Linked DNA regions of Homo sapiens: all the other regions are linked to region 1. A link is a loop called in an ENCODE intact Hi-C map of the cell type or tissue named here. Cell type or tissue: psoas muscle. All regions are shown on one strand.

Region 1 (5,000 bases):
CTCTTTTTTTCTAAAGTATGTTAAATTACATCATGAAAATCAAGAACATTTAAACCAACAGTTCTATGAATAATCGTATTTTCACAGTGTTCTTCGCTCCTAGACAGAATGAATCTGGGTGCATACAATGCCTCTACAAAACAAGCTAGGTTTTACACAAATATAAAACCAAGACAAAATGCAGCCTTTCTGCGTTTAGATGTTTACTGATAAACAGAGCAACTAGCTAGTCAGTGACAGGACGAGTTTCCTGGTACTCAGATTGACTTGAGCCATTTCTGTGAAGAGGAAGCCAGGTTGTGGAATGGGGAGCAGGGAACACAGAATCTCTAGCATATTGTTTTAAAAGGAAAACTCAAGTACCAAGTAAGATCACCTTGAACACAATCAGTGTCTATATGATTTCACAAAAGATGTTAGACTGTTCTGAACTGAGAATGTTATCCATTTGGAAAGCCATTTTTACTTGTATACCTCTTAAAAATATAGTAAGATCCTTTGTGTAACTTATTCACTAAGCAAATTGCACAAGACTTCTTCAAACTAACATTCCTATTTAATATTCACACTTTACTAGCTCAAAATGAATAGCAACTATAAAGGAGAGTCTAAAGGGGACACCTATACCAGTGTCCCCACACCCACAGGGAGGGAGCTAAGTGAATAGCCAGAGCACACAGAAGGTAACTGCCAGACCTCAAGGCTCAACCCACATTACACACCCATCCTAGAGAAAACATACACATATAAATAAATGAGAATTAAAATGTTTCATTGATTCTATCTCAATAAGGCAATCTACATACTCAAATAGCATAAAGTTTATAGCTGAGGCAAAGGAGGCATTGTGCTTAGCATTTGAGATAATTATATTAATTTTCCACTTTAGAATAAGCTGGTTTTAAAGAGATAAGGAGGAGCAGTTAGGGATTAAACAGTCACAGAGTATAGCCACCTCTTTGGTTTTTGACACAAAGATCCCTTGATTGGAATTTAATCTATTAACTTGGATTCACTTTATTTCACAAAGGAAATTAGAGGTGCCTCACTGGCCCCACTTGGTAGGTATAAACTAATATTTTACTGACAGATATAATCTTATATGCCCCGACATCCCATCACTGAGTAATACAAGTTGCCTATGGTTTTCTTGTTTTTTGCTTTCTGTCAATTTGCAAGAAGCACACGCTACTTTTAAAGAATAAACAATGGGGTGATTGATGAAGCCCACAATTACACAGCCAAGAATATTTTACAGAAGAAACATTATGTGTTTCCTGAAATTTCCACCTTGCATCATGCCCAGGTCTACGTGCTTTATTCTCTATATTTTTAAAGCATAGAATTTGAGAGTTTTGCATGTCAACAATGTCACATGGTTGTCACCCTGAAATGAGAAGAAACCAACACAGCCCAGTACCCAGAAGTATGCTCTCAAATTTCAAAGAGCAATCTCAAAGTATTAAATAGCTTAGTAAAATGCAGTTATGACTTTCCCTTGACTGAAGGGAAGAGAATTTTTAATGTAATAGCAGTAACAGTTAAAATCCTCTTAGCCCGTTATCTATAAGGCATTTTCACATTCACTATCTTATGTAAAAAGATAACTCACCAAACCAGGTGTTTAAGGACTTACCTATTTTTGCAAGGGATGCTAGAAGTATCCAGAGAGTGACCTCATAAGGAATTTGCACATAGTCATAATCCAGTTCAAAAACAGATATCCCTTCCTCTGGCTCTGAGCTGGCAGCAGCAAACCAAGCGTTAGATGCATACTGAGCAGTGGAATTTGCAGATTCATTCAAATCAGAAGATGCTTCAGAACACTCAAGAGCCACTAGCAGTAGCAAACAATTCCAAGGACTGTAAGTCACGAACATCTGCAGAGCCATTCCTGTGGGCTTCTCCTACCTACACCCCTGTGTGGATGTGTGCCACACATCTGAAGTCGGGGAGGCTTCTAGAGAGTGACTGCATCCACCTGGGTCAAAAGTAATATAGGTACAGTCTGTGGGTCCTCCCAAGAAGATTCCGAGTGTGTTATTGAGCTCTGTATGTAGACACTTTCTAATCTGGTTTAAATCGTTTGTGTTCAGGCAACTCAGCTTCCAACTCAAATGCAGTTATTCAATAGACTTGTTAAAGTCCATGGAGCTACCTGGAGGACCTCCATCCAATCATGGCTTGAGCAATTTATGAAAGAAATAAAAATCTCTTCACTTAAAGGCATTTCCTCATTTCACTGCATACTGGCTTTGTCTTGTGGGTGAAAATTTAAAAGGATACTGTAGTGCTCATTCCACAGATCACTGGAGTCCTTCTAATGAGGAAAGGAAACCTTCCCTGTCTATCAGATCCCAAGAAGGAGCTACCTGATCTGCGCTTGTTCCTTCTCTCCTCCCCCTGTCCTCTCATTTGTTTTGAATGACCACGGCTTCAGGTAGCTCTGGAACTACACTTAATTATTTGCTTTGATTTGACTTTTGTAATGAAATCCTTTCTCTGAGGGTTCTCTGGAGGTCACACTGCTGACACCTAGTGGGCACCTGCAATACAACACCCTTGACACTTTCAGTTATGAACGTTAAGGTGACCATGAAATTATCTAAACCAGGACACTTTGGGGAATGAATAATAATGATAATTATGCAAAGCTATAGGCACAAACCAGAATTGTCCAGCAAACTGTCTTATATGGTCTCTATACATGAGGAAGAAGGAGGATAAGAAGGAGGTGGTAACAACAAGGATGGTAGCAAACACTGAAACTTTTGCATGTTACCAGACTCCATGAGCAGTCATTCATAGAAGGAATGAAGTTCCAGATCTCTATGAACTTTACACTATAATTTTTAAAAAACAGGAAGCCAAAGAACAAGTTCCATAAATACACCTAAATACCTGGATTTGTAAAACTCCATGGCACATCCAGATTTTCCATTTAAAAAACATTTGTTGTTGTTAAAAAGAAGCAGCATCATAGAATGTTGATGAAAGAATTTTGAGATAATTTTTATGAGCCTACTTCTCGCTCTTCTACTTGTTGCCAGGTGACCTTGGTGAAGTTAATTACCTTTCAGAAATTCCTTATCTGAAACAGAGAGGAAAATATCTGCCTCATTGAGTAGCTAGGAACATTAAATGAGATAAAGCAAGTAAAGAATTTGGCATGTAGTTGGCACTTAAATGTTAGTTTTTATTTTAAATTACATTTCTTATACTTTTAGGATAAGATACAACACTTTTGCAATGATTACTGATACTCAGTAAAAAATGAGAATAATACATCATCCATATACTACCCCAACATCTCTTTTACATCAAACTGCAAGATGCTTTGTGTTTTGTTTTTTCTTAGTTCATATTAGTGAGTGCAGGGGATTTCCCCCCAGCCAACACACACACACACACACACACACACACACACACACACACACACACACTCAGCTAACATCACTGGGAAATTGAGAAAGGAATGGTTGAGAAGGGCTAACACCTAGATGCAAATTCATAGTGAGGCAATAGAATTAAAAGTTCACATATGAATATTTTTTCTTTTTCCTTCAGTTTGACTCCAGAATAGATTAGATTCAGTCACTGAAATGAGACTATCAGGTGGACTACAAGAAGGGTACACATATTGAGTCGATTATTTTTTCTCAAAGAATATATGAATATCCTTTAATAGAAAGCTGCTTTATAATAGGTGTTTTATTTTTATTTGCATTTTATTGTACTTTTCTTTCTAAAAAGAAATGAGGGAGCAAGTCTCACATAGTGCCTTGTGGAAAGACCAAAATGAAGAATCAAAAGACTTATGTACTCAGACATTAGTTATCTGATTGGCTTTGGAAAATTACCTGTTTGAGCCTTATAGTTTGAGCCTTTATAGTTTTCTCATCTATAAAATAAAGATGCTGTCCATACCTGGTAACCCTTTCCTGCTCTAAAATTCCAAATTTTGTGAGTATATGGCAACCCGTTTAGCCTTATGATCACCTGATGGCTGATAGTCCAGTCCCTCTCAGAGTAAAAATGCCAATCTTGGGAGGATGGTAAGAGAACAACTTGAGCTCTGCAACAGTCTACTAACTTGTGGTCCAGGTTAAGATGTAGCAGCCCACTTCATCAACCATCGGCATCACTTCCACTCATGCAGTACTTTCTTACAGATGTCAGAACATTCTTTCTAAAATGATTTCTTAGTATAAGGTCCCCAGAAAGTGTATGTGAGACAAAGCTTCCATGAGAAGTGCAAACTAAGGGCAGCAAAAGTGAGGGGAAAGGGGGAAGAAAGGAGAAGCTCTTCTAGAATGACAGCATAAGAAGCACCATAGATTTCCTAGTGAAACAACTATAACTGGTGAGATCATTAAAAATCAAAAACAACCATCCAGTCTCTGGAAATTGTCCTAAGAGCAGACAGAAATTGAAAAAAATCTTCTAAATATTGGTAAGACCTGAAGGCACGGCCTGTTTTCTCTACCCACCCCTCAGCTCAATGTGAGAAAAACTCTATTCTGGATGAATGTAGCCACGAGGATGGGGCTGCCTCTAATCCCAGATCCCAGTTTATGACTACAGTTTCTACCCAGAAAAGTCAGGTTGTCAGCATACGTAACCAAACTCTGCCCTACCCCAATCCTAGCAATATGTTGAACAGACTCTATTGCAGGCAAATGTAACTGAATCTACCCCAGAAACAGCAAATTAGGAATACTGGACCCCGATAACTCTCAACTTACTCATAAGACTGAGTTTTCACAACACTGGAAATAAACCAAGATGACCAGTGGCTACTACCCCAGTCCAGCATCCCACTCACACACCAGGGGTATCACTCCAAGAGAAGTAGGTTACTATCTCTATCCCCATCTCCAGAGTAGTGGAACAGAGTTTCTGCCAAGGAGAGGAGACAGGCTATAGAACAGAGAACTCTATAACTAACTCTAAGTATGCTAACTTTATTTGGAACAAAATATAGAGATGTTCAAGCCTAA
Region 2 (5,000 bases), 47 kb before region 1:
AGGAGGCTGCACTTTATAAGGAACACTTGGACATTTGGCTTCCATTTCACCTCCCATAACCTCCCATGACCCACGTGCTTCTCTATTTTGCCTATCTGCAGGGAGCATAGAAGGCTCTATGCATATAATGTCCATGCAAGTGTCTTCGCTCCTCTCCCTCCATTTCTGTGTTATAGTGGAGCTTGCATTTCCCACTGGACCTTGAGCCTTAAAGGAGAATGAACTTTGTCTTTTTCAGTGCAGTGTTCCTGATGCCCGGTGCATTCTAGATGTGTATTAACTATTTGCTAAAGGAAACTGAAATTGCTCTTTTCCTTTGAAAGTATGTAGAAATTCTGAGAGTGATCTGATTATCCAGGCTACTCGGGAATCACCCATCAATCTGTGACCTATCCTGGAGGTCTGGGCTGAAGCCAGTTTCTTCTCTTGTAAGATTAGTAACAGTGTTTCTCAATCTCCATCCCCACTGTGTTTCAGAGAGCTTCTTCTGTGGTTGTCCTACCGGGAACCTCCAGAGGTGAGTCCCTTAAGTTTTCCACCCATGAAGATTCTGTCCTGGGTGTACTGAGTCGAAGGACTTCAAACAGAATTGGCTGGAGTCCTCCTAGGAGCAACAGACCCAGCAGGGCCAGCTCAGTTTCGGATCAACTGTGCATTAGGGTCGCCCAGAGTCAAACTCTGCATTCATCCTGGTCCTGCTCTGAGGTAAATCCCGACGCCCAAGATGGCCTCTTTCAAGATGTGAACAATGAGAAATGCCCTGGCTACCAGGCCTGCATCTATCACCCAGGCTAGAGAGTGCAGGATGGCTAATGTACACCCTTTGTGACATTCCTCAAAAATGTAGATTGTCTGCTAGAAACAGAGTAAATGTATAATTGTCCTGAGTTGCATTTTCAGGTAGACTTTTCCTTCAAGAGATCAAGAGGACCATGGTGGAAGAGAGAATTCTTATGACCTTTGTAAAGCTGAGTAAGGAAAGGAAGACGGGAAGGGGTAGGACTGGTGAGTTTGACTTACGGAGTAAGCAAAGCAGAGTCAAAAAGCCACCTCATAGGCTTGTAACTGCCCTCTGTTTATCAATTGTGTTCTCCCCATTTGGCTCCCAAGGTCATCAGCAATAAACTTATTAAATGGAAAGAGGCCTTTGTGCTTTAATTCGAGGGCAATGAGGAAGGGAGGTGCTGTATGGCTTAGAAAGTAGAACACTGGAAAGCAGAATGAGTAGGATACTTACTAAAAAAGACCAAAGGATGCTATCTTGGAAACTGCATCCAAGGAAGAAAAGAAAGGATGAGCAGTTGACCTTATTTGAGACTGGATTAGAGTCCTAGGATCTCCATCTCCGTTTCTAGACCTTTCCCTAAACTTGGCCTTCATCCACATAGGGAAAAGGCTGAGTACCAGGTACCCTATGGGTTCTGGCTCTCACTAAGCTAGCCACATTTTTCAAACCAGGAAGTTGTTATCTATTATTTATCTAAGGCAGGATGTGATAGTCTTACTGAAACAGTTTCACTTGGAATGATTTGAAAGCCATGGAATTTACTCTAAGCGCACTACCATTAGTGCTGACCTGTATTCCTCCAGCTGGTGCAGAGCCTTTCACTGACACATTCCTCTTAATCATTGACCTTTGAGTTGAAACAGGAGACCAGAAAACAATCACTTTCATTGGATTATATAAGTCCAGAGTCATGAAAAGAGCACTGGGTGGGTGGGTAGAAAACCTGTGTTCTTAACCTGGATTTGTTTTGTAACCTTGAACAAGTCAGATAACCAACTCCACTGACCTCAGCATCTTCTCTTTGAAAATGGGGAGCTTTGCCTAGGTGATTTTGTTTTAGTTTCATTAAGACTATGATCAACGACACAGTCACAAAACCAAAGGCCCTCAAAATGAATTCATTTCCAATCACACCCAAGTATTAGGATTAAAATGGATGATCAAATCCTCAAACTTGAAAAAACTTGTCATTATATGACTTCGTTAGATGACTAATTAAATGGAATATTATTTAACTAAGTCAAAGTTTCAGAAAGATTCATCCAGTGTCCTCAGAAATCTTCTTAGTATGCACTTTGGACCAGGTCCCAAGGACTAGTAGAGATTTCATACCTAGTTCCAAAATTGAGAAATAAGATGTCTCCTTTTATTCAGGCATTTATTCATTATAAATTAGAGTTTCAATATTGTAACCTAAACTATCTCAACTTTCTCATCTTTACTATAGTCAATACAATTGGGACAACTGCACTGTGATCAGCATCCTGGTGCCATCTTTGTTCTGTGGTGTGGTGTGTGTGCTTCTCTACAGAGACCTGCTAGTTCTGGACAGCACCAGGCTGCAGGGCTAGGGCAGCCTGCCCCCTAGAGACGGTAACTAGATTTGCATTTCTTTTTATGTCACAGGTACCAATTTTGCAGCAGAAACATGACAATTAACTTTCTATTCTCCAAACTAAGCAGAGAGAAAATATTCAGCAAGTTACCACCTTACAGAGGGTGACGTGAACATCAGGAGACTTGAACATCAACAGACTCCCCCTTCAGAGACTGTTTTCAAGGACAGAAAATGGGGACAACACAGGTGGCTCATACACACCCTTTGCCGAACTTGGTACATGTTGGATGTCAGAATGTCCCTTATGGACTCCACATCTTCAGGGGAAAGTCTTTTGATTCCTTGTATCCTCTGGGCCCTGGAATCATTATTGGAGAAGAGACAAACATTATTCTTTCATTTGGCAAGAGGTGCCACAAAACTATCAGTGGGCCTTGCTCTGTACTGAGGGGAATCCTAAGTTCCAGAATCCTACATATAATTTTTCCTATTGTTCTAGTAAGTTGGTTTGATGTCAAAACACATGTCTTGACTTCAGGTTTTGAAAATACTGTTCCCTTGGCTATAGCTTATATATGGTAATTATTCCAACCCATTTTTTTAAAAAGGTCTAAAGTGGTAACAAGTTATTTTTTTCCTCCAAATCTGTTATAGACTGAAATGTTTGTACAACACAATAAAAATCAATTGTTAGAAAATGATACCATACCATGCAATCCAAATATTTTACCGTTAAATGCAACAGAAAAAAAATGATTCATTCAAAGACAAACTCTTTGCTAGTTTTGTACTTACCTATCTCATTGAGGACAGGTGACAAGCAATTCACAGATTAATACCATCTACACACCACATTTTGATTAGCATTTATCTAATAGAATATTAGTTTCATGAGTACATTTATATTGGAATTGTATCTGTAGGGATTTTATCTTTGGTTAAGAAATAATTGAAGAAACCAGAATCACATTTTACAAGGGCAATTAGACCATTTATACCATGAAAGCCAGCCCAGCTCTAAGATATTATACACTGTGACCCCTTCCCACCTCTGAAAGGGATTAAAAAACGGGTTATGCCTGTGCCCAGGTTAGTAGTCAATGCACAATTGTCCTCTGGGGATTATAAAGTCCTGACATTGCTGGGGGAAGAATGATCATGTGACAAATGTATTTGATTACAATCTAGTGGCAGTAATTTTAAAAAACTTTGTATTACATGAATAATATATATTCCATGTGGAACATAAGAACAAAAAGGAGAGAACTAAAAATAATTAACTCCCTTTTTAATACTATCACCTTCCTTAACATCTTGATATAAACCTTAATGGGTTTGTTTGTTTGTTTGTTTGTTTCTAGCCTCAGCTCTTTTGAATTTTGAACGCATAAGGGCACTGAAGCCTTTGATATCTGCTTGCATATGCTCTTAAGATAATTGGCCACAGACATGAGTATTTATTAGTTTTAATACAGGCCACCTTTTAAGTATTTTTCAAAACATTAGTAGCAATACAGCCATAAATAGTGAAGACATTTTAAAAGTAATGTACATTTGATAAAAGATATTAAAGGACTTGGATACTGAATATCACAGCAAGCCTGGATTTTGTTTAGCAATGCTATCTGTAGACTGACTAATGTCCTCTCTATAAACTGATCGAAATCAGTTTCCATATCGTAAAGCTGCAAATGCCACCTCTATTGATATACAGTTACCACCCTTGGTGATCTAAACATTATTATCAGGGCATTTAAACCTAACTGTTTAAATGTCCTTCACATAACATTTATTCTGATTTAGATATGCCCACACACTTCCACAATCTGAACACATTCCTTTAATGTGGTGAATGTGATGTACTGCTAAGCAGAAACAACAGCTAGTCAAATAGTTCCATTTATGTGTTCATTATGAAACAACCTAATAGGGAAAACCATTGATAAAGGAAATGGTAAAGTTACACTTGATATAGCAGTAGCTGTAACTTGGCACTCTTCCCAGTTTATAACTGACCACTTTGGGGGGGACGAACTTAGTTAAAATCCATTCAAGCTCTGGCTGGAATGGGTGCTCCAGGTATCCCAAAGGCATTTCCCTTCATGGAGCCACACTGAGAAGCCGCAGCTATGGAATTATATCAGCTATCATTCTACAGCTACAGAATTGATTCCCTTGGGCAAGGTGATACCTGGAGTTTTCTTCATGCCACTTCATTAGCAAAATCGTCCCTGAAATACTCACAGCACAAACACAGGAGATACAGCTTTAGAAAAACTGAATGAGTGATCATTTCTATATCAAGTCAACTTATAAACCAAAAGACTCTTGTCACTGGACCATTCATTCATTATCCATAAAGGAGATCTTCATCACCTTAAATAAAAGTTCTGCAATAATTTCAATCAAACTGGAAAAATCTGAACCTACGTATATTGAATATAACGTTCATCTTTCCCATAACTCTTCTTACTTATCTTTTATATTGATACATAGTAGTTGTACATAGTTTTGGGGTGTATGTGATAATTTGATACATTCATATAATTAAATTAGGGTAATTGGGATATCCATCACCTTACATTTTTGTCTTTTCTTTATGTTAGAAACATTCAAATCATTCTCTTCTAGCTATTTTGAAATGTACAATTAGTG
Region 3 (5,000 bases), 230 kb before region 1:
AGAATCTGCACAGAATGCCATTCCAAAAGGTTGCAATGCGAATTAAAATTCACCCAGTTATTATTTTAGATTTGCAAACTCTTGAACTCATTCTTTTTTTTAAATTATTATTATACTTTAAGTTTTAGGGTACATGTGCACAATGTGCAGGTTTGTTACATATGTATACATGTGCCATGTTGGTGTGCTGCACCCATGAACTCGCCATTTACATTAGGTATATCTCCTAATGCTATCCCTCCCCACTCCCCCGACCCCACAACAGGCCCTGGCGTGTGATGTTCCCCTTCCTGTGTCCAAGTGTTCTCATTGGAACTCATTCTTTTTTTTTTTTTCTTTTTTTTTTTTTTTTTTTTTTGAGACGGAGTCTCGCTCTGTTGCCCAGGCCGGACTGCGGACTGCAATGGCGCAATCTCGGCTCACTGCAAGCTCCGCTTCCTGGGTTCACGCCATTCTCCTGCCTCAGCCTCCCGAGTAGCTGGGACTACAGGCGCCCGCCACCGCGCCCGGCTAATTTTTTGTATTTTCAGTAGAGACGGGGTTTCACCTTGTTAGCCAGGATGGTCTCGATCTCCTGACCTCGTGATCCACCCGCCTCGGCCTCCCAAAGTGCTGGGATTACAGGCGTGAGCCACCGCGCCCGGCCGGAACTCATTCTTAATGAAGAAAAATAATAGGAAAATTTGTCTAGTTTATAAACATTGGCAAATAAATTTAAAATTTTTCTGCTCCAACTATATTCACTACCTGCAATAGAAATAGTCCTCCTCTTTTGTAGCTTTTCTGGAAGCTTCGTATTTTTAGGTAAGGATAAATATCGGGAGGTTGAAGTGGAAGCCTGTAAAAGAAATATAAAATCTTACTTAAACTATACAAATGGCACTTATTGTATATTAAAGATTAAAAATTGTATAGCAAAACTTCATGTTAAAAATCAGAATTTTAATTTCTGATTCCAAAATTACTTTGTGAGGGGCTATAACTATTATAACTTGAAATAATTAAATCCCTTCCAGAATGGAATGGAGATCTCTACAAAGGGAAATAGGAATAAGTGGGAAATAAATTAGAAACAAATATGAAAACCACTGGGTCTTCTCAAAGAAAAGCTACTGAAACATCTATGTATAAAAGTACTGCCAGAAAGACTTAGAACCTACATGTATGGGGAAGAAGATATGTTTACAATATATATATGTAAGGTGTTTTTTTTTTCACTTTAATATATCTTAAAAATGATATTAATAGAACAAAAAGTATTACTACAGCTAATTTACTGGCATTTCAAATACCGCAGTCGCTAGTGTTTTAAATTAACTTTTAATTAACACTGCTACATTTTACACATAAAATAACTCCTTGTTCACATATAACCATTTTGATTTCTGACAACCCAATATAGGATATTATTAAAAATAAGCCTCAATTCTTGCTATGTGAAACCAATATATCACAATATTATTATTATTGTTATTATTGAGAAGGAGTCTCGCTCTGTCATCCAGGCTGGAGTGCAGTGGCCCAATCTCGGCTCACTGCAATCTCCACCTCCCAGGTTCAAGCGATTCTTCTGTCTCAGTCTCCCAAGAAGCTGGGATTACAAGCGCACGCCACCATATTCAGCTAATTTTTTTTTTGTATTTTAGTAGAGATGGGGTTTCACCGTGTTGCCCAGGCTGGTCTCGAACTCCTGAGCTCAGGCAATCCACCTGCCTCGGCTTCGGCTTCCCAAAGTGCTGGCATTTACAGGCATGAGCCACCACGACCGGCCCACGATATTGTTTTTAAATGGCTTTCCTTATCTATTGACAGTTCCTTGAACTAGTGGCAATGCTGGCCACAATACCTGTGAACACTCACTTCCCCCGGCCACCCCAGCCTTCCTGCAGCTCCTCAGAGAACTGTCAACAGCCACTTGATCTGCAGAGCTGATGATACCATCAGCTGATCAATGGAATAGCTGTCGGCTCCACCCCTGGAAGTCTCCTAGAGGCGCACACTCAGTTACCCTGTGTTCTCGATTCAAGCTGCTGTCCTTCCTAATGCTTTCTCGCAAACTGTGTCGCCGGCGAATCAGAATCTCCTTGGCTTGTCTCTCACTTGTGTCGGCTGTCAGACTGTGTCTGTTGTAGGATAAAGTCTGGAATGAAAACATATAGAGGACATTAAAAAACAAAAACAAAAACCTGATCATTTCCCCCAGAAATTCCAAGACTTTACCACATTTCTTTGGATCTGCACCTCAGCTAAGCACTTATAACTTCTGTGCAGAGCAAAAAATTAAATTAACAGTATAAAAGTTAACAGTCTTCAGATCTTCAAAGAATTTATATTTTCTTTTCATTTTGTGTTTTTTTATTTTTCTTTTTTTTAGAGTTGGGGTCTTGATCTGTCACTCAGGCTGGAATGCAGTGGCACTCATAACTCACTGCAGCCTCCAACTCCTGGGCTCAAGCAACTTTCCCACCTCAGCCTTCCAAGTTGTTATTACAGGTATGTGCCACATAGTTCATCCTTTAATAAAAGTCAGATCATAAGGTTTGTTTTTCATTGAAAAGTGTGATTTTCATAAATGAGAACAATGATTGATTTCATCAAGTGCCATGTCTACCTTGAAGCCTCTTGTAGGTATTTAGCCATCATGAATATCTGGAAATAAAATACAAGCCACCATCCTACAGTCTGTTTTGAATAGGAATTACTGACATTAAAAACAAACCACTTTGAGCCACTTGGTGGTGCCATGCCCTTCTGATTAACTTCAGCACATTCCCTTTTTTCAACTGGGTTGTTACATGAAGAGAGCTGGTGACACTCCCCACAATGATTACATCCCAGTGTTTGAAAAGTAAAATTTCTAAACTAGGGCTGTACATGGAATCCACTTTTAGTTTTATAGGCTATATAGAAATGTGTTTCCTAAATCATAAATAATAATTAAATTCATTTCTGATAGAATAAACATGTACTTCTTGGGAATATCCCTGTGTCCAGAAATATATTAGGTTCTATTGAGAGATGCAAACATAACACAGAACAAGGCTTCATTCCTGCCTTGAGCAGTTTACCATCTCACTGAGCATCTAAGGCTAACAAAATTATGCAAAATCATGGAAATAAGTGCTGTATCTACATGGTACAGTATAAGCTCCAAGTGCTATTCCATTTAACCACAAGGATGGGAATAATATGGTGGCTGTTGGGGGAGCCTTAAAAACTGGAGGCTTTTGACCAGCTGACAGGAAGGTGTGAGATGCTCCCAGGGGACAGCGAGAAAGCTACCTGGGCCAAAGAACGAAAACAGAACCTCTCACTCCCTGGGTGTTTCAGGGAGCAGATGGGTGAGGCAGATGTGGAAATATGGTTGGATAAAGTGGAACTTGGAAATAGAGTCCAAATTTTCAACGAATAGTTTAGCTTGGGAGCCACAACTAATGTTTTGTTTCATTTTAAATTAAAAGGTACTGTAGGAAAAAGGGTCAGGTAAGAGTCACGTGGATGAAATGGGGACACCTTATGGGGACACCAGCTAAGAAGCTGCTGAAACAGCCCCCACATGAGCAAGGAGGACTCCTGACAAGCTGTGTGGCCCGTGTGCCACTTCACCTCCCTGTGCCTCAATTTCTTTATCTGTGAAATGGCGACAACAGTAACACCTACCACTCACTGGAGGATTAAATGAGTTAATGCATGCAACACACTGAAATGGGGCTTGGAAAATTGAGGACACTCTCTACTCTGTAGCTGTGTTGTTAGCAAATTATTAGAATAAGGTGCTAACAATGGAAACGAAGTGAAAGAAGTGGCTCAGAAGAGAAGAAACTATAGCACTTTATAAATAACAAGGAGGGTGAGGTCCATTTTTAAAGTCTAAGCTATAAAACTATTTCTTTAAAACAAACAGCAATCAATTCATTTCTTTAAAATTAGTCAACGTGTATTTCTTTGTATCCAAGCCCACAGCAGCAGAACTCCCAGGGGACCCCAAGGCTTCAGCCATGGTGTCCAGGAGGATAGTAGGACCCTGAAGAGGGATGGAGAGAAGCAGAAGGAGAGAAGATGCCCAGCATGGGACCTGCTGAGCCCAGTGTCAAGATGCAGCCTCCAGTTACAGCACAAAACCAGAAGGCATCCTGTTAGCCAAAGGTAAGTAAATATTTTGCTACATAAATTATTCTTACTCGCTGACGGATTTGATAGAGATTTCTTGATAAGAGTTCTCGAATTTCATCAGTTTCACTGGACGTGACCTTCCTTATTTTTTCTTCACGACAATCACTGTGAAAGTTTAGAAAAAGAATATTTTACCTTTCAACAAATATTAGAATCATTGATTTTCTTCCTTAGAGATATAAGTATTTAAGACAAGTCTTAATTTGTAAAAATAGCACTTAGGGATTATTCAATAACTTAAAATAATTCCAAATTCTGTGACTCTTATTTCAGTTTCAAAATCATTCATGGCAAGTTTAACAATTCACAAGTTTTCAGAATCTATTCATGTCATTATGTTTTCAGGGAAGAAAAACTACAATGGCTTATAATGCTACCTCACTTTATTATTTCTAACACTCCATAAATAAAGTAAAATAGAATAGTTTTCTCCAACAGAAACCTAATTGACTTCAATTTACCATTAAGTTTTCATATTTTAAAAACCTCATCATAAATATTTGCAAACACACCATTTATAACATGTATGTATATCCAGTCAATCCTCATTTGTGGGTTCCATAATCATGAACTCACCTCACCTACTTGCTAATATTGATTTATAAACCCAATATCAGAATTTCAGTATTTTTGCAGTTATTCTCAGACATATGGAGAGTGACAAAAAATTTGAGTCACTTGACACAGTTTCCCTGAAGATGTTGAACAAGGAGACATCTGCTTTCTTGTTTCCACTCTCATACTATAAATAATGTCCTTCTCACAGTCTATTTAGTGACATGATTTTTTAATATTTTTATGTTATTTATTGGTGGTTCTGCTGCTTT
Region 4 (5,000 bases), 120 kb before region 1:
TTTTGTGTCATCAATTATTGAAAAAATTCACTTGTAAACACGACTTTTACATGTCTGTGATAGACTTCATTAATTACTGCCCATTCTTCATTTCTTTCTGTATCTATGCCATTTTTCAAGTAAGTTAGCAAAGCTCTCTCACCGTGGGCAGGATATATTTCTCTACCTCTTAACCCTGGTTTCAACCTCGAGGCATGCTTGAGGCAATAGATTGATGTGAAAGTAACACTGTGACATTCTGAGTCTAGGACTCAAGGGGACTTGCATGTTTCTGCTAGCTCTCTTGTGCCTCAGCCACGCCATGAGAAGACTATGCCTGTGGTAACCTGCTGCCCCCAGGAGGAGAGTGAAACCGTGGAGCAGAGCTACACCAGCCAAGATGCTTTGGCTGAGCCCAACCAAATCACGCTCTGGTGGCTAAATAAACGCTTATTGTTTTAAGCCACTGAAGATTGGGGTAGTTTATTATACAGAAAGCTTGTGTCAATCAATTCCCGGACATATAGGTCTGTCACTTTAATCATTTGGGCCTAGCTACCCTAGAAAATGGTTATGACATTTACTTGCCATTTTTCCTTAGGAGATAATGACATTTTGAAAAAAAAAATTGCAATACACATATCTGGCTAAAGACTTGAATCCAAAATACATAACTCAGAGAAAACAATAATAAAAACACAAAAACCCAATTAAGAATGGCCACACTATTAGACTTGGATAAATATTTCCCAAAAGAAGGTATACAAATAGCCAATAACATATGAAAAGATGCTCAACATCATTAACCATCAGGAAATGCCAATTAAAACCTCAGTGAGATACTGTTTTACATACAGTATTGTGACTCTTATAGAAATATCTGACAAAGCTAAATGTTTGTAAGTGAAGCAACTGGAACTCTCATCTATTGCTGGTAGGAGGGTAACAATGTCCAACCACATTGGAGAAGCCTTTTGCAATTTCTTATAAAGTTAAACTTACTCCATGACCCAGAGATTTCACTCCTAGGTATTACTCAAGAGAAGGAAAGACTCTATGTCCACAAAAAGGCTTAGAGAAAAATGTCATGGCAGCCTCATTCATAATTGTCTCAAACTGGAGACAACTCAAATGCCCATCAACAGGAGAGTGGATCAATGAATTGTGGTGTGTTCATTCATACACACTGAGTCAAAGTAAAATACTTCTCGGTGAAAAGAAACAATCTGCTGACACACACACCAATTTGGATAAACTTCAGAAACATAACAGAAAAGTCATATGATTCAATTCATATGAAGGTCAGTATAGCCAGAACACATCTATGTGACAGAAATTAAAATACTGTTTTTCTCTTGGGAGAAGGTTGCAGAATTGACTAGAAAGGAGCATGAGAGGTTTTTCTGGGGTTTGGGAAATGCTCACTATTTGCTTGTGGGTGGTGATTAAATGAGTGTATACAATTGACAAAACTAATCAGGCTAAATACTCAAAATCTTAACATCTATGCATTTTATTTTAGGTAAATTATATATCACTAAAAGATTGCTTTGGCCAAAGGGAGGGATGCATATATAGAGACAGATAGATGAGAGAGAGAAAGAGAGAGAGAGAGAGACAGAGAGAAAGGGAGAAATAATCAAAGTTCAAAACTACACTTCAACATAATACAGCAACTGCTGTGTTATGTATGCAACCATGTAATAAGGGAAGGTTATTAAGTTGTGTATAGGGAAAACCTATACACAGGTGTGCATAGGTTTTCCCTATACACAACTCAATAACAAACAGGAACAGTCCCTTATATAGCATACATAAGGAATTTGTGCAATGAATGCTACAAATGTTCCTGAGGTAGACACAGCGAAATCTTCCAAAGACCTGGGGCTACCTTGTGAAGAATACTGAAGTGCACGTAGAACACAAGAGGCTACAACTGTGACCTAACAAGACGTTGCTCAACGTGGTCCGCTGTAGTCGGGAGCCCCTAGAGGCTGACAAGGCGCTCCCCTGACTAATGGCACAATAGCAGCACTCATGGGACTCCAGGTTTCCTTGAACTGGATGGCTCCTGCCTGGGCTCTATACCTGGCAGAACAGCAGACCATGGGGAGCGCCGTCTACTTACTCAGCATAGGTATTGGTATTTGGTACAGTCCAAATACAAATGAAGCAAATACTTTGCTTTTTGCTAGCTGGTTACTAAATTGAAATGAAAGTATTTTTACTTAGGCTCAAGTCTTTATTTTTTCTTTCTTTCTTTTTCTTTTTTGAGACAGAGTCTCACTCTGTCACCCAGGCTGGAGTGCAGTGGTGCAATCTCAGCTCACTGCAACCTCTGCCACTGGCATTCAAGCAATTCTCCTACCTCAACCTCCCAAGTAGCTGGGATTACAGGTGACTGCCACTGCGCCCAGCTAATTTTTGTATTTTTAGTAGAGATGGGGTTTCACCATCTTTGCCAGGCTGGTCTTGAACTCCTGACCTCGTGATCCACCTACCTACCTTGGCCTCCCAAGTGCTGGGATTACAGGCATGAGCCACTGCGCCTGGCCATCTTTATTTTTTCTAGTCTTGGAAGCCAGAGATCAACAAATGTTAGTTCTCATGACCCTGTCCTGTATTTGAAATCTTGAACACCATTTGTGTATTGTGTGTGTCCCTCCCAATGTATGTCATGGTGTAACATTTTTTGTTAAAAAATGTCCAGTCTTACTGAGAGCTGATATGACTGTTCTCTAGTTGCATTCACTCTAATGGTTCTTTTAAAATTTAGATTCACTTTGCTTATTACCATAGATGAATTCCTGGGAATTTGATAAACCAATTATCAGATCATCTTCATGCACTGGAAGGAGTCACTATTTAAAGGTTTTGCAATTTAGAGGAATATTATAATGAACTTCTATATAATCGTGGCAGCATTTGTGGTTGCAAGGAGAAGGAATGCATTGATTATCTTAAAGAGGAACTGAATGCATTGGAAAAGTATCCGGGGCTCAGAGCACACCAGCTTATTATGTTCCAAACTAGACCAGGGCCACAGAGCTCTAGAGCACTGTGCTGCAAGGACCACAGACAGCATCACACTGTAGCCTCCACACACTCATGTAGCAGCCATCACACACTTACACAGCAGCTGCCACTGCAGCAACTGTGACTCCAACTTGTGCCATCGCCCTTGGGTCACTCTTTAAAGAATCAGTGTCCACAAGAGGGTCATATTGTCCAAGGGTAAGCCACATTGCATCCACTGTCTTGCTGGACTCTACCTCCTACCCACTAACACACAATGCAGCCATCCTTGAAAGATGATCCCATAGCAGTGGGAAGTGTGAGAGGGAGCTGAGCAAGGGGGATGAATGCCAGGAGCTGAAAATTGACAAATATCAACTGCAACTGCATTCATAATTGATGAATTCCAAATTGATATAAGATGGAGAAGGCCAGGCATGGTGGCTCACACCTGTAATCCCAGCACTTTGGGAGGCTGAGGCAGAGAGATCACTTGAGGTTCGGAGTTCGAGACCAGCCTGGCCAACATGAACCCCGTCTCTACCAAAAATATAAAAAATTAGCCAGGTGTGGTGGAGCATGCCTGTCATCCCAGCTACTTGGGAGGCTGAGGCGAGAGACTCACTTGAACTGGGAGGAGGAGGTTGCAGTGAGCCGAGATCGTGCCACTGCACTCCAGCCTGAGCAACAAAGAGAAACACTATCTGGAGAAAAAAAAAAAAGATGGAGATATTGTTTCTTTTACCTATAAAACTGGAAAAATTTAAAACCTTCAGTTACTAACCATGTTGTTACTAAGGATGCTGGACAGCATTCTCTTATTCTGTGGCTAGACAGAAAATTGATCTAATGTATTTAGGGGGCAATTTGGCAATTTCTATTAAACGTAAAACTGGGGAATCTATTTGAGCCCAGGATTGACTTTCTAGGACTCCATGTACAGCTATACCAATACACATGTGCAAAATAGATTTTCAGGGATGAGCTGGGCTTCATCATTTATAAAACAAAAGGTGAGAAACAAAATAAGTGTGTTCATCAACAGGGACATTGTCAAGTAAGTTATGGCCAGGATTTATGTTCTGTGAGGAATGATCAAATATTTTGTTTTGTTTAGCAAATTCTATAAAATTCTTGAACATCAAATCAGGGAATAATTTTGACTTTGAATGTATAGGGAGTCAATTTTATTACAGATGCAAAATTTTGGGATTCAGATTTTTAAAACTGTCTTTAGAATACGTATTGAGTTGGATGTGAGGAAAGAGAAAATTAAGTCCTAAATCTTGATTTTGTATTTAAGTAACTACATTGAGAAAATGCAAAGTTTAACTGCTTCATACTAAAATTAACAGAATAAGTTATTAGATGATCTAAGTAGCTATATTTTTCTTCCTAATGTTAACAATTAACCATGATAGGAGCAATTCGTCTACAAAGGGGAAGGAAATTAAATGGCTTTGATAATACATTTTCTAAGTATCCACATGTAGTTTGAAAATGTTTTACTAAATAGTTTAGTTAGATAAACAGTCATCTAATATTAATGTCTAATATTAGATAATTAGATAATTAATATTAGTAAATATAAATAATATTAACTAATTATTAAATAGTTAAATCATTTACAAATATTCATGAGCTTTGAGATATTGATTATTATACAGCCAAGTCAAAAGCATTCAAAGTAAAAACGTAAAAATTTTTGCAGTGTCATTTTTGTCCTTTTTTAAATCAATAATTAATGCTTTAAAATGCATTTGGAATATCTTGCTAGGTTCTCATAATCCATTATATTGGTTAGAAGCTCTATTTTAAGATATTAACTATATATATAATTTAAGGTATTAAATTATGTCAGTGACCCATCATTTATATGGCACCAAAAAAACAAAAGTAAACAAGCTAAAACACTAGTGTTCCACAAATTGTTTGTAGGTAAGCAGTAATGACCTGACAAAATAGTCAATTTCCGTGCACTTTTAAATAGAACTTCCACCAGCCCT
Region 5 (5,000 bases), 140 kb before region 1:
TGGAGGAGGAGTGCTGTCACCCCAGCCTGGCGCTGCGGAGGCCAAGACAAGGCATGGGATTCTCTGGACGTACAGAAAGTTTAGGAAAGCCAAATTTTGTTTCCTTTCCGAGAGTTATCAACTCGCGCACAAGGTGCTCTGAACAGGGAAACTCCCTGCGCGGAACTCAGTGTTCCCACGCCCCCACGGAATCGGAATCCTGTTCTCTCCTCTTGCCACATTGTGCTGCTTTCACCCATTTGCTACACTGTCGCTGCCACTTTTCTTCTCCCTCCCCCAGCTCACGTAAAAAAAACCAAAACATCTTTCTCCGCTTTTAGGCTTAGAGGTGTACATGTCCAAGAGCATAAGAAATATAATTATTTCATGGAAAACCAGTGATTTGCCTCGCTCAGATTGACTTGCTCCGCTAATTACAGGACAGGCTGTGGTCAGGAAAAGAAAGGAAGCGTGATTCTTCTTCTGGATCTAAAAGGGCTTTCTCATGCAGAGCCAACCTTTCCTGTCCTTCAGAGCGCCTCCTTCACTGGTTGCGATCTCACTGTTTGAGCATCTTTATCGCCAGAAACCGAAATGAGCACAAAGGGGACTAGTTGCCATTCAATTAACTGAAAGTTTTCCCTTTGATATTTATGAAATAAAATCCTTCTCTTTTCTTAATCTTTGATGTGTCAAAACACGTGGCTTCTACTATTAAACAAACACCAGGCAGTTCGACCTTCAAAGCCGTTTTTTTTTTTTTTTTCTTTCAAAGTTCTAACATAGAAAATCAGTGAGATGTCAGCAGAGGGTACAAGAAAAAAAAATCCTCCACCTGCATAGAAGAAAATAAGGAACAGTCCTCTTTGGGTCTTCAAAGTAATGGAGGGACAAGTCCAGGCTAAAAAGAGAGAAGAATTCTGGGAGATGTTACAGAGCACTACTTCATTTGATATTTCACAAAGCATCAGTTTTTCAAAAGCGCTACAGAATTGAAACTAAAGATATTATCTTGAGAAGAATCATTGGGCATCCAAAACTCAGCCTCCCCTTCTCCTTTCACTGGAAACGTTTATTAAAGGTATGTGCCTAACATACCCCTGTGAAAAGGCAGCAAATAAGAGATTTTTAAATTTTTTGAGTATCTGTCTCTACATGGGAAGCTCAATACAAGGCACTTTACTTGCATTTTTTTGTCAATCGTAAAAATCCAAAGAGGCAGATATTTTTTACCCATTTTATAAGTGAAGAAATATAGTGTAGAAATGTGTAAAAATAAACAAATAGACTTAATCAAGTTTACATATTAAGTAAGTGTCTGGATGGAATTCACACCCAGGCCTGCCCAGGCTAACACTGGTATCATCTCACCCTCTACCCCATGACTAGTTGCCCATAAACAGCACGCTATATTCTCAGCTACTTTAAAATAAGCAGTGGAGAATATTACAGGGATTGTTCAAAAAAGTTACAGCAGGATAAAGTTTTGGTAAGTGAATCAGGCAGTTCTACAAACTTAGTGACATAGTAATAGGGAGAGGGCACATTTAGACAATACTTTCTAGGAGTTTGTCACACAACACTTTTAAGAATAATTGTGTATCATGAACAAGAAAATGAATGACAAATCTGTTTCCGGGCCCTCACTGCCTGTAAACCTTATGTGGTATCACTTCAACTTTATACATCTATGCTACTGCAGTTAAAGGCTATCCACTTTTTTTTACATTTGAAAAAAAAGTCGTTTTATTTATTCTTGTAAATGGGAGGCGAAGAAATTAGTCTAAAAAGACATTCTTTTCATCTTTCCCTTAAAGCAAATTTAAAAAGAGTTAAATTATGCCCCTATGCTGAGAGCGACTTGGCCTGGCTATTTCTTCAAAGTGCCCTCTGACTAGGAGCTCAGCCGTGAAAGTGATAACACCACCCATGGGATGACTGAAGCAAGAAGCGAAACGTGTGTACACATTTAAAATCCTTTAGTGGTTTCTTAGCGACCTTTGGACGTCTCACCTGGTAGCTGAATTTCTGGACTAATTGGGGGGTCTTCTTTTATGCCCTTTGATCTCCCATAACTTTTCAGCACTTAATCATTTTGCTTTTCTCCCACTGAACATCTCTGTGAAGGTATTGGTCTGTTTAACTCATTCTTTTATCTTTAGCTCCTAGCATATTGCCCGGAGACAGTGAGTACCCGCTAAATATGTGTTGGACGAATAAATGTATGAATTGACGGTGAAATCAACAACTCTCACACACTACGGATCTGAGCTGCAGGGCTTTCTCACAGTTAGGCCAGTTGCAGGATGGACATGAATTCTCCTAGTTTTACATGAAATGTTTTCTCCAGTGATCCCTCATTCACATTTTGGCATCTCTCATGTCTTTTTTCCCCCTTCTACCCAAATGATGTGTGAATTTAATCACATTACAAGATTTCTAAATATTTTTAGAAATTATAGTTACCTGATTTCAGATTGACTTTCACATAGCATAGAAATATTTACTAGGAATTTATGAACCTTCTAAGGCAAATGCGTACTTTTCTCTGCACTTTGCTCAAGAGTGGTCCATTAGAATATTACTGTATTTAATGGAATACTTTAATAGGAGTAACTCTCCTGAATTATACAGCCATCAAGCAAGAGAGTAGATCTGGCATCACTAGGAATCACAAAGGATTTTGGAATACTTCCTGGTACAAGGGAAAGAAACTAGTAAGATAAAGCTGAGTTAGCTTAAGAGGACATGCACCTTAAAATATAAAACTGTGAGCTGTGCAGAGGAGATTAGGATCCTGACCTAACCCAGGACTGATCTTAAATCCCCCGCTCCTGCACTGGAAACTTCAGGAGGAACTGAGGTTTAACTTTGTGTCTCTTGCCATACAGAACTTAGAGCTTACTGAAGAGTTGTAGAATGTTGAAACCTCAGGAACTTCTGTATGAAGGAGCAGGTAGAGGTCTCTGCATGCCAGCAAACATATTCTTCACAACTCCAAAAGGTTTAATGTGCTATCTGTCTTTTTCAGATGCAGAGTGGAAGCTGACACAGAGGAAGGGAACTGCTCATTAGTGGCAGTAGCTCTTCTGCACCACAGTGCGGCGCCAGAGGTTAGCACCTCCCTTAGAAGCTAGCATGCAGGAGCAATGTATGCTCTATCAAGAGACAGAGACCAGGGAACGGCTCCATCCTCAGATACCAGTGTAATAGTCGCAATAGTTACTAATAATAGTTAGATATTAATATGTCATACTATTCTTTGCACATTTTTATAATATTCATATTTTATATTCCCCTTTCTTTAAAATGTGCATTGCACAACCACTAGCCATTAGTTGTGTAATATATCAATTGAGAATCTTTGCCTATAAAAAGTTGACTCTCATAATACTGTTGATTTGGTTATTTTATTATTATATTTGAAAGTTCTCAATGTTTAAACTACTTTCTTTTTTTAAGAGACTTAATTCTCAGCAAAAATCTAAGGACTTCTTCTTAGAGAGCAGTCATGCAGTGGCGTGAACATTTTACTGATGCCCACAGAATTAATACTTTCCTCTCTTTCTTTTTGGCCAAATATATTTGTTTCAGCAGAGAAATGTTTTGCTTTATGAAAAGGTACTTTCTGCAAATTCAAGCTTATAAATAATCTTGGTACTTTTTTGTTGTTGTTTGGTTTTGTAGAGATGGAGTCTCACTGTGTTGCCCAGGCTGGCCTCAAACTCCTAATAATTCCTGGACTCAAGTGATCCTTCCTTCTCAGCCTCCTAAGTAGTTGGGACTAGAGGCACACCACCACACCCAGCTAACAGTGCTACTTTTAATGTTGAATCCTCCTAATATATTTAAGCTAAGAGTCAGCTTTCAGATATCCAACCACCAAGTTTTTCAGTGCTTTGGTTTTCCTCCATAAAATAAGGGACTTGGGGACAAGTAACTTTATGTTTCTTTATAAAAGGTTTTAAAAATTTAAGATATTAATCTAAAACATCCGTGTAGAATGGACACACACCTACATCCTGCTCCAGATACTGTGATGTCACATGTGGGAAGAGAGACTCCCTGTCCTTTCAACTCTGTCGTGTATCATCTGAACTCTGACATGCAATGCAATCAGAAAGCAAAAACTGAACTGATCTTGCAGGGAGAAAAACTGAGGTCTGTCTTGGGTACTGATGCTTATATACCCTACTTCTTAGGGGAAAGAGAGATACAGAAATAAGGATGATTTTAGAGGGATAGTAAATGACTTTTACAGTTCCCATAGGAACTTCTAAATAGAATTCTGTTGTTACATATAAGGCACACTCACTCATCGATTCAACAAATATTTGTAGAGTATATATAGTTGCTAGGTACCTGCAACTAAGCCTCTTTGTACCTTTGGGGACCCAATAAATGAGAGTGCTTCAAGGGATCATGGCAAAGATTTTTCTAGAAATAGGAGTGGGAAATAAGGACTACTTTTGCAAATGTATATTTTGTTTACTATTCTAGAATTTACTTAACTGCTAACATACTGGAAATAGAAATCTGACCATTTCCAGTCTTGGAAATAGAGAAAGCAGAGTCAAAAATGCCTATCTTCAAAAAATGCCAGTCTTCACTCAAGCACCTTTCTCCACTTTCCACTGCTCTACGATCTTTAGTAATTTCCTAAGGCTTTTGAGTTTCCATTTATCCAACCAAAGTTCACTCTAAAAAACATGTTTGTGTAGATCTTAACTAACAAGAGTTTACCTCAGAAAATCTCTTCAGCTGCTTCCAATCTGAATGAGGTCCAGATTGTTCACAGACGACTGTTTCTGTGGTTTCTTAGTAATTTCTTTATGGGGAAGAAAATCTGGTGAGTATACCTCTGAATCTCTGTACTCCCTGCAGTCCCTGAGCTCATATTGTTCTACTATCAGCCTTAAAACTTGAAAACATCTAAAAGGGACAACATTAGCTTAAAACTTAGTGGGTATTACATTATGCCTTACCTATCTTTACTTAGGTTTTTCATCCATCCATCCATC

What was found. Peaks named below come from ENCODE experiments on the same cell type or tissue, not always from the same donor. Only the 100,000 strongest peaks of a DNase experiment are listed, where the experiment ranks them.
Region 2: a loop joins it to region 1, with 2.2 times the contacts of the local background. A loop is called at or near these places in 7 of 110 quality-filtered maps.
Region 3: it touches region 1 in a loop (5-fold over the local background); 61 of 110 quality-filtered maps call a loop at or near these places.
Region 4: it touches region 1 in a loop (4-fold over the local background); 22 of 110 quality-filtered maps call a loop at or near these places.
Region 5: a loop joins it to region 1, with 3 times the contacts of the local background. A loop is called at or near these places in 66 of 110 quality-filtered maps.

What each region holds. Positions count from the first base shown.
Region 1 is chr2:102,470,652-102,475,651 of GRCh38, reverse strand. SLC9A4 (solute carrier family 9 member A4) reads right to left here and starts at 2,426. Exons shown (of 12, transcript NM_001011552.4): 1 at 1,637-2,426. The coding sequence starts at 1,892. In psoas muscle, a CTCF peak has its summit at 2,548 (motif pointing left); a DNase peak (open chromatin) is centred at 2,536.
Region 2 is chr2:102,517,562-102,522,561 of GRCh38, reverse strand. It overlaps SLC9A4 (solute carrier family 9 member A4), which reads right to left. Exons shown (of 12, transcript NM_001011552.4): 9 at 2,607-2,703. Among named protein-coding and RNA genes, the nearest start is that of SLC9A4, 47 kb to the right of the region's middle. In psoas muscle, a CTCF peak has its summit at 2,362 (motif pointing left); no DNase peak of the experiment used is centred here.
Region 3 is chr2:102,701,684-102,706,683 of GRCh38, reverse strand. It overlaps SLC9A2 (solute carrier family 9 member A2), which reads right to left. Exons shown (of 12, transcript NM_003048.6): 9 at 4,182-4,278; 10 at 2,009-2,140; 11 at 748-838. LOC124905954 (a long non-coding RNA gene) reads left to right here. Exons shown (of 3, transcript XR_007087163.1): 2 at 2,375-2,493; 3 at 3,957-4,188. Among named protein-coding and RNA genes, the nearest start is that of SLC67A2, 33 kb to the left of the region's middle. In psoas muscle, a CTCF peak has its summit at 2,735 (motif pointing right); no DNase peak of the experiment used is centred here.
Region 4 is chr2:102,594,973-102,599,972 of GRCh38, reverse strand. No RefSeq gene overlaps it. Among named protein-coding and RNA genes, the nearest start is that of SLC9A2, 22 kb to the left of the region's middle. In psoas muscle, no CTCF peak of the experiment used is centred here; no DNase peak of the experiment used is centred here.
Region 5 is chr2:102,614,112-102,619,111 of GRCh38, reverse strand. No RefSeq gene overlaps it. Among named protein-coding and RNA genes, the nearest start is that of SLC9A2, 2.9 kb to the left of the region's middle. In psoas muscle, a CTCF peak has its summit at 3,073; a DNase peak (open chromatin) is centred at 3,091; H3K4me3 peaks cover 697 bases; H3K27ac peaks cover 654 bases.